Regions from separate parts of the Homo sapiens genome. Here region 1 is linked to region 2. A link is a contact called in ENCODE Hi-C or POLR2A ChIA-PET data. All regions are on one chromosome and are shown on one strand. The core of a region is the stretch at or near the end of the contact, and the rest is flanking DNA. Distances in the headings are between cores, read along the strand shown. Region 1 has its middle 25 kb from the start of CP. Region 2 holds the start of GYG1 (glycogenin 1).

The links. Hi-C counts contacts between places; a loop is a spot of excess contacts on that map. ChIA-PET counts read pairs that join two places held with the same protein, here RNA polymerase II (POLR2A). Pooled maps may share reads with other maps.
Region 1: a loop to region 2 is called in a map with no recorded cell type, with 4 times the contacts of the local background. The contact joins the enhancer-like site here to the promoter of GYG1 in region 2. A Hi-C loop is called at or near these places in 1 of 37 single-sample maps with no recorded cell type and 6 of 50 pooled maps. POLR2A ChIA-PET finds 5 or more read pairs at or near these places in 1 of 52 experiments (WTC11).

What each region holds. Positions count from the first base shown.
Region 1 is chr3:149,244,204-149,250,117 of GRCh38, forward strand. It overlaps the pseudogene CPHL1P. Among named protein-coding and RNA genes, the nearest start is that of CP, 25 kb to the left of the region's middle. Within about 2 kb of position 3,373, at least 4 of the 41 ENCODE cell types and tissues checked have a DNase peak (open chromatin) inside an H3K27ac peak, as active enhancers do.
Region 2 is chr3:148,987,831-148,993,963 of GRCh38, forward strand. It overlaps GYG1 (glycogenin 1), which reads left to right and starts at 3,710. Exons shown (of 8, transcript NM_004130.4): 1 at 3,710-3,817. The coding sequence starts at 3,811. RefSeq lists silencers at 3,349-4,398, 4,432-4,726.

The DNA.
Region 1 (5,914 bases), core at 2,123-4,622, 260 kb after region 2:
TGCAGAGCAACCTGTGGGTTACCATTGGTGAGTCAGTGAGTGAATGTTACCGTGCATTTGGTTGCTGAGTTGAAAATTATCATTTTCCTTGTCCACTTTGTTTGGTTTTGAAGCATAGGTGTTGATACTGTCTTCGAAGTACCAGGATTCATTCTCATCAAATATCATGAAGTGGAGAACACGGTGAACTATGTTGGGGTTGATGTCTTTGCGGCATACAGAGAGAGGGCCTACCAGTCCACTGTGAAGGTCCTGAGGAGGCAAAGCAAGATCGTTCACTGTGGCCACAACTAACATTTTCCCCCACAAAATAAAAGAGGTAGAATCCGGTTTTAGTTTTTAATGAGGTCAAATCCTGAGTTTTTAATTATCAGGATTCTGAGAGTGAAGAACAAAATATTTGACATGCTCAATGTTTGATTGAAGAAAAATTGTAACCTCATTCATTAGAGTTGAAGTCTAAAGAGAACACCAAACCTCTGAAAGGGATTTTAGATACATTTTTCAGTGGATTTAGCTCTATTTTTGACATTTTAATAAAAAAAGAATTTTGGTTTTAATTAGAATTCCTGGCATTGAAGTTGGTTGGCAGGAAGTCTAAAGGAGTTAGTCCCTTCACCTTTGTGCTTTTGCCCCTGCAGCAGCTTTTAGTTGAGAGTCTTGGTTTGTTTGTCTTCATTTTGTTTTTGAATTAAATCTCTGTGTAGATTCTTGTTCCAGGCAGAGTGGGCCAAGATAAGAGTTCAAATAGAATACTTGCACTGTTTTTTTTTTTTTTTAGTGCAAATAAACTTGAACCCTATAGTTGAGGGTTTTAAATATAAACACACACACACATACACCCCCCTACACACACAATATGTATATATATATTTCTTATTAATCATAGAATTATACCATTCTTTATTTATGATTACTATTGTTACTATTATTATTATTTAGAGACCAAGTTTTGCTGTGTCACCTAGGCAATGGAGTGACCATAGCTCAGCATAATCTTGAACTCCTGGACTCAAGCAATCCTCCTACCTCAGCCTCCCGTAGCTAGGACTACAGGCATGTGCCACTGCGCCTGGCTAATTTTAAAATTTTTTGTATAGACATCAGCCACCACATCCAACTGAATTTTAAAATTCTTTAGTGTATGTTGTTTTCTGTAATTCGAATACTATTCAGTGGAACAAAGTATAGTCTATTATTGTATAATTAGATATATTTTTCAATTCACAGTGAGATTATGCAAAGAATTATAAGCCTAAGTAATCATGAGGTAATAGTTTATTTTGCTCTTGAAAAATGCAGACCAATGTAGGAATAAAAGCTGAACAGTAATTAAGTTACTTAATAGAAAGTTTACATGGAACTAAGGTTCTTAAGAGCAATGATAAATACCTTCTTCCTTCCGTTATAATTTCTGGGAGGAGATAGGATAAGAACTGTTATTTGATTTAAAATTTACCTTAGCCACAGATACAGTTGAATAGTAAAACCAAGGTATGCATTCAAAGTCCAGTGAGGTAGGACCAGTTCTATCAGGTATCTGCCAAGTATATATTTGAATCTCTCCTGAAATAGACAAATGAAGTGTATTTAAATAGAGCTTTTAAAATCAGACTTCTTTACGGAGAACCAGACAATGAGCAAACACTAAAGCTATAAAAATAGTAGGCAGCATAGTCCTAGCTTTCACTTCTGGTTTCACTTCTTGCTTTGTGATCTTAGTCAATGTGGCAATTACTCAATGTGACAAAGCCTTGAATCCCTGCTCTGAACATTCCAATGTGTGGATCACATGTACCTCCTCCCTGCCCTCAAGGCTGTGCATATTAGTCCTATTGGATCTTAATTCTATATTCTATATTGCAGTGAAGTTCTTTTGCTCCCTCCCCACCGTAATTCTGTATCTCCCACTTCCACAGATCCATGGGAGTTATAGTCCTATGACATTAACCAACCCCACCTCCAGCTCCCAAATCTGTAACAATCTACTTAGCACTAACCCTTGCCTTCCAGTACATCACACAATGCCTGGCATACAGCAGGTAGAGTACTCAGAAGTGTTTGTGGAATGCATGTAGTAGATCCTTTCTTAACTAATCAGAGCAGTGGACTGACTTGCAAACTCCCTTGATATGAGACTTAACAGACCACAGGACTGCTTTTAAAAACAAAAAGAAACATTTCGCCCACCATCAAAGTCTATTGTCAGTCCCTCTGCTTTACAAATCTTTTCTTTCTGAATTTGGCTTTCATTGATACTCTTAATTTCCAAAACTACTTGTTTTGGTGAGCAACTATAGTGGACATTCTGATGCCACCCCTAGATTCCCAATCAAGAATGAAGAACATTTCACTCCAGCAGGCGTCAGCCTCCTTTAGAGAGAGCCTTGGCTGAAGAAAGCTACCTTGCTCAAGATTGCATCTAATGACTGCTTCAGGGACATAACAGCCCAGCTCTCTCACTCCAGCTTAGGAAAGCTGAAGGTCACCCTATCTTCAGAACTGTGTTGGCTGTGACTTCTGTTGAGGCTGCATCTCTGCTTAACCTCACTCCCTGTCCAATCCTACTCATTTCTCATTCTTTCCATATTAGTTGATTCCAAGAGCACTATCTACACACAAATCCTCATATCACAGTCTGCTTACTGGGCATTTTTAAGTAAAATATATTAATGTTCTTCTGAGTTAATTATGTTGAATGGCATGCTGTATAGCAGTGATTCCATTCCACGGAAATGTTAATACATGGGGTCCATCATTTCCTCTTATTGGCTCAATCCTCCCCCACTTTCTCACATATTGCATCTTGTACTCAACTCCTACTTTAGCACTTTAGTTGGAGAGATTGTATATAGTATAAGAATACCTGGCAGCTGGACAGGTACAGCGGTGGGAGGGAGGGTGGACCTAGAGGAGAAATTCATACACTGGGGAGGTAGGCCCTGAAGACCAAACCTTCACTTCACAGTTTTGCTCATGGTGCCCCAGCCTGGAAGTAAACTTGACTTGCAGAAGGAACTCCCCCGCCAAATGCTTTCTTCAGGCTCATCTTACTAGTCCACTCGTCTCTCTCATCTGGAACTGCACCCATATATTTAAAAGAACATTAGCCTCGTAGTCCTGCATAAAAGCTTTGGGGATTATTTTTCTCCCAAAGTAGTTACCTGGCTGAGTTGGAACAACAGTGGAATTATTTGTTTTCACTCCATGAGCATGAATAGAATACGGTCTTGCGGCTTTATTTTTAAAGATAATTTGAATTATTTGACCAGGGTTGAGCAATATTAATGGACCTAGGGAATATAAAAAGAAATATGTCTGAGTAATTGTTATTTATTTTAAATTATGAGTCATCTCTCTTCTTATTTACACAGTGACTTATTCTTATCCTTTTACTTAACATGCAGCCAAATGAAATAAAAACATTTAACAAGTAGATCATTGCTGATTTATGAAACATGATTTTTGCCTGAAATTTTTAAATCATTTAGAATTTTATGAGTTTTTTTTTTTTTTTTTTTGCCAGAAAACTTATTTTAATGAACAACGGTTTATGCCTAGGAAAACATACAATTTAAAAATGAAACCCTTTCTTTTCTTTCTTGACCAATCTCAACTTTCAAGCCTTTTATTCCCTTGCTCCTTATTCTACTGGAGGATTGCAAGGAGCTGCAAGGCCTGTTTATTGACCCAAAGTGATTTTCTCTCTTACAGACTAAAAACCTTCATTTTACTCTCTCTCCCTTTCATCCTAAGCCAGAAACTACAGGTATAAAATTCATTTTAAATCTTCTTTCTATTTGGAAGCAGGTTGAATTAGTGGCTCTGAAAAATTCTGAAACACAGGTGGTTTTGAGATGAGATAAGCAGCAAGAACTTTCTGCAAACTTGTGCTACAATTACTAAAATTAGAGCCCTGAAGATGCCTGCTGGAGGCTAAATGCTAGCTAAAGACAGGGCCTCTTTGCTCCCTGTGACCATTTCACCTCCCCAAACAATATGCATGGTTTTTCTTTTTAATAAAGTGTTTTCCTTTTTGCGTAAATAATAATAGAACCTTGAGGGTCAGATTGCGTTATTTATCTTCATGCATTCAGCCACAATCCTAGAGAAAACAAACATCCTGTGGTTACTAAAGATAGGGGCCCACTCAAAAGCAGCAGCAACAGGATAGCACAGGCTTCCCTCCAGGGCTCACAAAGAGACAAGCTCTAGAGGCTGACGGAGAGCAAAAAAGAGCAAAAATTCCTCTTCATCAGCATGTAAATCCATCTCCTCAGGATCCCACATCATAAAATAACCTCTAATATACACATAGATATTAAGACTGAAACAGGAGTTGGGCGTGTGGAAATGTCGCATGTGGGCACCTGGGATGACTCAGAGGTTTCCTACTTGATCTATCAAGGGTGGAAGAAAGAGTTGTACTTTTCCTCACTCAGACAGAAGACACTTAAATTTACATAAAGAAGTTCCTTTCCTCACTATACTAGGGTCCCCTGGGCTTTGTTTTAATTGTATTGAAATGATCCCTGCACGCTACTTCTAAACTCCTTTCTAGAATTTTTTAATTCTGAGAGCAAGAATCCAGGTAATCTGAAACTGAGCACATTACTTTTCTACATTCTCCTTATTTTTTAGGAAACAACACTTGAATCATTTTTTCCCCCAATGAAAATGCCTATCAGCAAACAAACCAGAATTACAGGTACTTTCCTCTGTTGAAGTAGAGGTTGACAATGGCCTCCATGTGTACAACAATCTCTAATGGCTGAGGACAAGAAAAACTCGAAAACCAATCTTATGGCATACCAATACCTAGTATATCGAGATGTTTTTCACCTTCATTCCTTTTTGTTTGATTTGTGAACGTGTTATCATCATATTGACGATATAAGACTTTCTTGTATTTGGACCCAAGAAGTGTTCCACTTCTGTCCACATACATGCTCGTTTGGCTTTAAGAAAATAAAAACAAAAACAAAAAAACCCCACAAAGTTAGTTAATTTAACCATTAATTTAGACAAAGAACTCATATGGAAGAACTTCTTATATCTAGAAGCTGTTTTACCTAAAAATGTAAGTCATCTTTTTAAAAATATATATTAATTCTAGCAAGATAGGTAGATATTCATTCTACATTTCAAAGCTTATTTTCAGGATAAAATTTAGTTTTTATAAATAAATATACAGTAAGAGAGAAAACCAGAGAGAGAAATCAAATTGTACAAAAAGAGAAAAACAGGTGTCTTTAATTTGAAGTTCTCAGAAGAATAGAGGTAGAAGAAAATGAAGACAAAAGAAACACCTGACTGTAGATACTGAATGTAGCTGAAGTTATGTCACTATTCCTGTGGTGAGATCAGACAGTAACATATGTCCAGGAAGGATGCAAGAAGTGAAAACTCAGGCAGGAAGAAATAAAGCCCATAAGTAAGTTATATAGATATTTAGAAAGATTTGAAGCCCTTTGCAATTGAATATGTCACACACACACACACACACAAATTTTGAAGTGATTTATAATGGAGAATATCCTAAACACACAAATACCACATCCACATATCCATTATGCACACGTACACCATAACAAACACAAATAAATATACCACACACACCCACCATACCAAACACAAATAAATACAACACACACACAGACACAGACACACACAGAGAGACTGAAAGGAAAGAGAGGAAGACTCAGAAAGAACCCTTAGAACCCTTCCCATTTAGAGACTGGAGCTATCATGGTACTTCTCTCTTCGTAAGTGGTGGAGTTCATTCTCCCACTTTCTACTAGGAGAATAATCCCATTCCATTTCCTCGGCTGCAATGGTAATAATTATTTTCTCCTCCTGGTATTGTGTTTGATCAGGGTTTGGCTTCCCACATTGCCTCACGTGATATTTATGT
Region 2 (6,133 bases), core at 2,460-4,959:
AACCCCTCCCGTGTTCAAGCGATTCTCCTGCTTCAGCCTCCTGAGTAACTGGGATTATAGGTGTGTGCCACTATGCCCGGCTAATTTTTGTATTTTTAGTAGAGATGGTGTTTCGCCATGTTAGCCAGGCTGGTCTTGAACTCCTGACCTCAGGTGATCTGCCTGCCTCAGCCTCCCAAAGTGCTGCAATAGAGACGTGAGCCACTGCACCTGGCCAAGAAATGAAATATTGATACGTTTCACAACATGGAAGAACTTTGAAAACATTATGCTAAATGAAAGAAACCAGTTACACAAGACAACATATAGGTAAATCTCAATAGACAAATGTTTAGACAGAAAGTAGATTAGTAGTTGCCCAGGACTGAGGGAAAGAAGAAGAGAGTAAGGAGTGACTGCTAATGGGTACAGATTTCTTTTGGGTTGATGAAATTGTTCTAAACTTAGATTGTGGTAATAGTTGTACAACTCTGTGAATACACTAAAAACCATTTAGGTATACACTTTAATTCAGCACAAGTGGCTGAATTTTACACAATGTGAGTTATGTAACAATAAGGATTAAAAAAAAAAGCTATGTAACCAGCCATCAGGCTACTGCAACTTTTGGAGTTTGGGACTCTAGCTTTCAAGTGAAGAACGGACTACTTTGGGCCTCCAAGGATATTATTTCTTGAAACCAAACTTTTGCTTGATATTGTGATTACCGACAACAATCCCAGGTACAGATTGTGTATGTTATCAATTAAGGGCAAAATTTTAAGTTAGTTGACTAGTTAGTTCCTGTGTCTGGCCAGATGTGGTATATGTATTTCACAAACTTTCCGTGGGAACCATTTGATTCTCAGGCGAGTAGGTTGCCCTCTGCTCCGGAATATATTTCCAGGTCAGTTGCCCCCACCATCAATTAGTGTGTGTGCTCAAAAGAATGCAAACTGATTTCAGCATTATCTTAAACAAAACTTAATTAGGAAGGTAAGTATCCTGCCAAAAAAATTACATAATGCATTACAAAGCCAATTTAAAATGAATTTTGGACCATTCCGAATATATGAATTCAGCATAGGTTTAAATGGTTAATAGTCATGCCTACTGATGTAGGGTATAACTTATCTTTTTTAACTTAAATCTTTCTTTTAGGATTCTGTAATTTTACTAGTTCAAGTTTCACAAGAAAAAAAATAACAAGCTAAAATCTGAAACATTTGCCTCACTATACCATGTTTATCCACTACCTCTAAGGCCTTACAATCCAAAATGTTTGAACACCTCACTATTCAAAGTGTGGGTCCATAGCCTGGGGATCACCTGGGAGACCCACCCCCAAACTACTGAGTCAGAATCCGCATTTTAATAAGATCCTTGGGCAATCTGTGTGCGCATTAAAGTTTGAGAGGTCTTGCTCTCACACCAGACTGAAGCTCACTGCAGGGCAGCCTCAGGAAAAGTAGGCAGTGGGGTCATTATGATCTATATTAAGACAATGAAGAAGAACAGATTGTAGCAACCTCAAAATGTCCCTATTTGATTCAAAGTGGTAAAAGCTGTAAACTTTCTATTTGTGTAAATATACATGAAGCTCAGGAAGGGAAGCTGTGGTAACCGTTCCTTTTACTTAAACGTCCTGGGAGTTGCAGCAGAGAGGAGCTTGTTCTAAGGGAAGCTTTTCTGTTTTTCCCAGTTGTCCCCAGTTCTACCTCCTGGCTTTGCCCTTTCAGCCCCATCACCACATCCCTGGCTAAGTCCAGCCTGAGATAGTAGGCTGCAAGAAGTAGATGGTTAAGGGTCAGCTGATGGCAGGAGGGTTCTGGGTGAAAGATGGAAATCTCACTCTTCCAAGTTCACCTCTCAGTCTGCAAAAGAGCAATCAGACTGAGAAGTACCTCTCTTTGTTTTCCCTCTCCCCACTTAAGATACAAAAGTGTAGCCTTTGTGTTCCTTAAAGAGCTCCAACTCTTCTATGTCTATATCTTTTGAATAAGTGGAAACCCATCTATTGCCCTTTCCACTTTTCTGTTTCCTACAACGGAAGCACATAATGCCAAGTAACTGGGAGGGCCTCCCATGTGATCAGCGGTCTCTAGGCCATGGTCAAGACTAGGAAGGACTCAAGAGAGGCTCCTGGAAGGTGATATTTAAAATACTGATTTTAAGGTTCTACCCTTAAGATTCTTTTTGTTTTGTAACCTGTTTTTCTTCAAATAATATATTTTGAACAGCTTTTTATATTAAAAATATATAATGATTATGCCTACAGAGTATTTCATTACCTCAAGAGTATATGACGCGACTTCAAAAAGTCCATAGAATATACATATTATAAAAAAAAAATGCATGGATTTCAAAATTATTTTGCACCAAAATAAACCTACCCTTAAGATTCTGATTCAGGAGGTCTGGGCTTAGGCCCAAAAATCTACGCTTTAACCAGTGCCCCCAAGTGATTCTGATGTAGGAGATCCACACCCACACACGAGGAAACAGTGATATAACTGGTTTGAGGACAGCAGTACCACCTTTGCAAATAAATCACTTATTCTTAAGCATCTGTTTTGCTTTTTGAACTGATGTCAACTTCCTGATTGGTTTCCAAATGGCTTTGCAGTACTCATTCAACATTTACCGAGCAATTTCAGTTTTCAGTTTGCAGAGAACTGAACTACCCGAGGCTTGTTCTGTGTTTGGACTGGGGATGGGGAGCAGAGAAGGATGTGATCACATTAAAGCTATTTCTCAACTTCCTAGAAAAATGACAAATTGACCATTTCAAGATTTGTGAAACAGGTTAGCATTGGCTAACCACAGTTACAATAATTTACTAACCTTTTTGGAGCCCCTGTGTACAAGAGGCACCAAGACTTTCTGGGTGGGAAGGTTGATTCTGTAACCAAACTGCCAGGGTTTAAATCCTACTTTCTCCATTTATATTATATGACTATAGAAAAGTTAGCACTTTGGGAGGCTAAGGCTGGCAGATCACTTGAGGCCAGGAGTTCCAGACCAGGCTGGCCAACATGGTGAAACTCTGTCTCTACTAAAAATACAAGAAAAAAAAGAAAAGAAAAGTTAATTTAACTTTTCTGAGCTCAGTTTCCTCCTCGTCTGTAAAATGAATATGTAACACCTCACTGAGTTCGTACAAGGATTAAATGAAGCACTTAAATGCCTAATTGATGCAGATGGCTCCAAGAATTTAACATTTACGAAATATTCACTATATTTTTTAGGTTAAGGGTACAAAACCATTGTGAGTACACTAAGGAATGATTATAGAGGCTGATCGAAATTCTGCAAAAAAAGCGTAAATTTTACGTTTCATTCAAGCAGTTCAGACTCACGATTTTAACTAGAGTAATCTGGGGTTTGTTTGCTTGTTTTTTAAGGTTCCCTAACCCTTGGCTTCTTGGGGAGTTTGATGCCGCACTCAGCCCCAAAGTCCCCCTTAACTCCCAGGTTTAGCGGCGACAGGGGGCGCGCGGTTGACAAGGGCAGGCGCCCCGGGGAAGTAGGAGCAGGGGCGCCGGTGAGCCGCAGCCGCAGCGGCAGCCTAGCCCCGAGGGAGGGAGGAGGAGCCGAGGGAGACGCGGGACCCGGAGCCCCGCGGGCCACCGCCCCTGCCGGCCGCGCAGCTGGGAGGATGCGGACGGCAGCGAGAGCGTGCGCGGCCACGTGACGGCCGCTATAAGAGCGCACGGGGCAGACGCTCGGTTCCCCGCCGTGCCTCCTCGCTGGCCGCGCTCCCTCCCGGTGCCGGCTTCTCTGAGTCACCAACCTGAGGCTGCCCCGGCCGCCTGCGCACCCGGCAGCACCATGACAGGTACCGCCGCGCAGCCCGCCGCCGCCAGCCCCGGGACCCCGGCTTCCTGCCCAGCCGCCGCCTCCCTTCTCCTCCGCCCTCAGCCCCGGAGTGTTCCCGGCAGGACGAAACCGCCGCAAAGTTGCTGGCTGGCCGCAGCCGGGCGTGTTTCTGCCTGCGTCAGCTGCCGCCCCGCCGCCCCCCAGAGTGCAGGGATGGGGCAGCCGGGCAGAGCCCGGGCCCTCGGCCGGAGCTCTCGTTCCTGCTTCCGTCTCCTCGTCCTTCCTCTTGCTCTCACGGCGAAGGGCCGGCGGGCGGAGCAGCTGCGGCGGGGCCGTGTGGGGGTGGGGAGCCGGTTCCCCTGGGGGTTCCAGGCGGGAGTCCGGGGCGCAGCGGCATCGTGGGGAGCTGCCCCGGCCTCTGGCGGCCCGGAACCCCAGGAAGCAGGGGCTCCGAGGCGGGGATACTGCGGCCTCCGCCCGGCTCCTCCGCCGCCCGCCCCGGCCCCGGCCGCCACGCTGAGCCTATTTTTAGGCCTTTGGGGCCGGGTTGCGGGAAGCCGGGAGTCGGACTAGCGTCCCCGGGCGCGAGCCCCGTCTGGTGGGAGGGCGCCGGCTTTGGCTTCACTTGTTGCGAGGCGTCCGGGCCACTCCACGAGTTAGCCCCAGCACTGGGAAGCTCCGAGTTAGCTGGTCCTTCCGTGTCATTGAGGCTAATAGCCAGGGTTATTACAGCAGTTGAACTGCCACAAAGATTGCAGGTGTAACCCAGAGTTCAGCCGTCTTTAGGAAGATTAAACTCCTACCCAGCTGTCATTGGTCTTTCTTGGTCATTTGTAATGTTGGCTAGTCTGGTGTTCTAACCTGTGTTCTATCCCTTATTTAATCTTGGAAATCATCCATATCCTTGCTTCCAGAAATCCTTGAATCCTGCTCACCTTATTACATTTTTCTCCATGATCGCCTGGAACCTGGACTTCATTTGAGTTAGATGATCATTCATTTTGCCTAGCTTAAGTATTTTTGGTACAGATTGACAGCGATGTTACCCATGTTATAATGGGCTGAAGATAATAGAAGCAAGTACAGGCGGATGTTGATGGGCCTGTCAAGGGACAGGTGCCACTGTTCAGAGCTTTCCTAGAGTGTGAGTGACTGGGAAGCTGGTGGCCCTTCGGGGGTGGGGAACTGGTCTTCCTACAACTTAGTAGTTGGCCTGCCGTGGGAGAGGGCCTAATAAAATGTGTGAAGATGGCTCTCAGGTCAGCAGCCGAGGGATGCGCTGGCCCACTAGGCAACCCACAACTTCCTCTCATGTCTCGGTGGAATTTCTACTGCTTCCAGCCTCCACCTTGGAAAACGGGCAAGGGAGAATGAGGGAAAGCCAGGTCAGAAAGAGAAGGACTTCATGACAAAATGTCCCAACTCGCTGGTTAAGCAACTGACTCCTACCAGAACTTGATCCGAAGTGTCCTATGCATTTGGATGCCCACCAACTTGCTAATGTTTCTTGGAGATGGAACATGGCCCAGAATTGTCCCAGGGAATGACTGGAGAAATCTTGAAGCCTGTGCTAGGGGTCTTGGGAGGGTGGGGACTGTTCAGCAGGAGGAAAAATCCATGTATTTACCTTCTCTTCTGGCAACTAAGTGATTATTGGAGATTGGGGTGCGTGTCTGTTGGTTTGGGCGGGGGGAGGGGGAGGGTGCAGGATGGACCTGCACCTTCTTCTCCAAAGAAAAGCAGGCAGTTGTTTAGGGCTTCTTGGGTGATCTCCAAATCTATTTATCAGTGATTGATAACTATTTAGATAGAAGCATCAAGGAGGGAAAGCCTCTTTGAGGAGCTGATACTTGAGGAGAGACTCAATGTTATTTTTCAGGGATATTGGGGCAGGGGAGCTTTTGCTCCACGTTGAGGAAACAGTTATGTATAAGATGCCTGGAGTTCGAGGCTGCAGTGAGCTATGATCACACCACTCCACTCCAGCCTGGGTGGCCGAGTGAGACCCTGTCTTAAAAAATACATACATACATACATTCCTGAGGCATGGCATAAACGTAAGCACCAGAATGAAGAATATGGACTCTGCTTTCAGACTGACTGAATTGAGTTTGACGGTTGGTTTTGTGCTTGTCTGAAAACACTGTCTACAGTACCTTGTAGAAGAAACAGCAAATGTACTACTTGATCTCTTCATTACCATCTGTTAGTTGCCTGGAGTTCAAACTCTTGGTATTAAGCTATTGTTTTGTCTGAGAATTTAGCGTGTCGGATTTAATTTCTATAGCTTAATCAACCTGTTGAAGGTTGCCATATGTGCCTGCTATGATCTTGA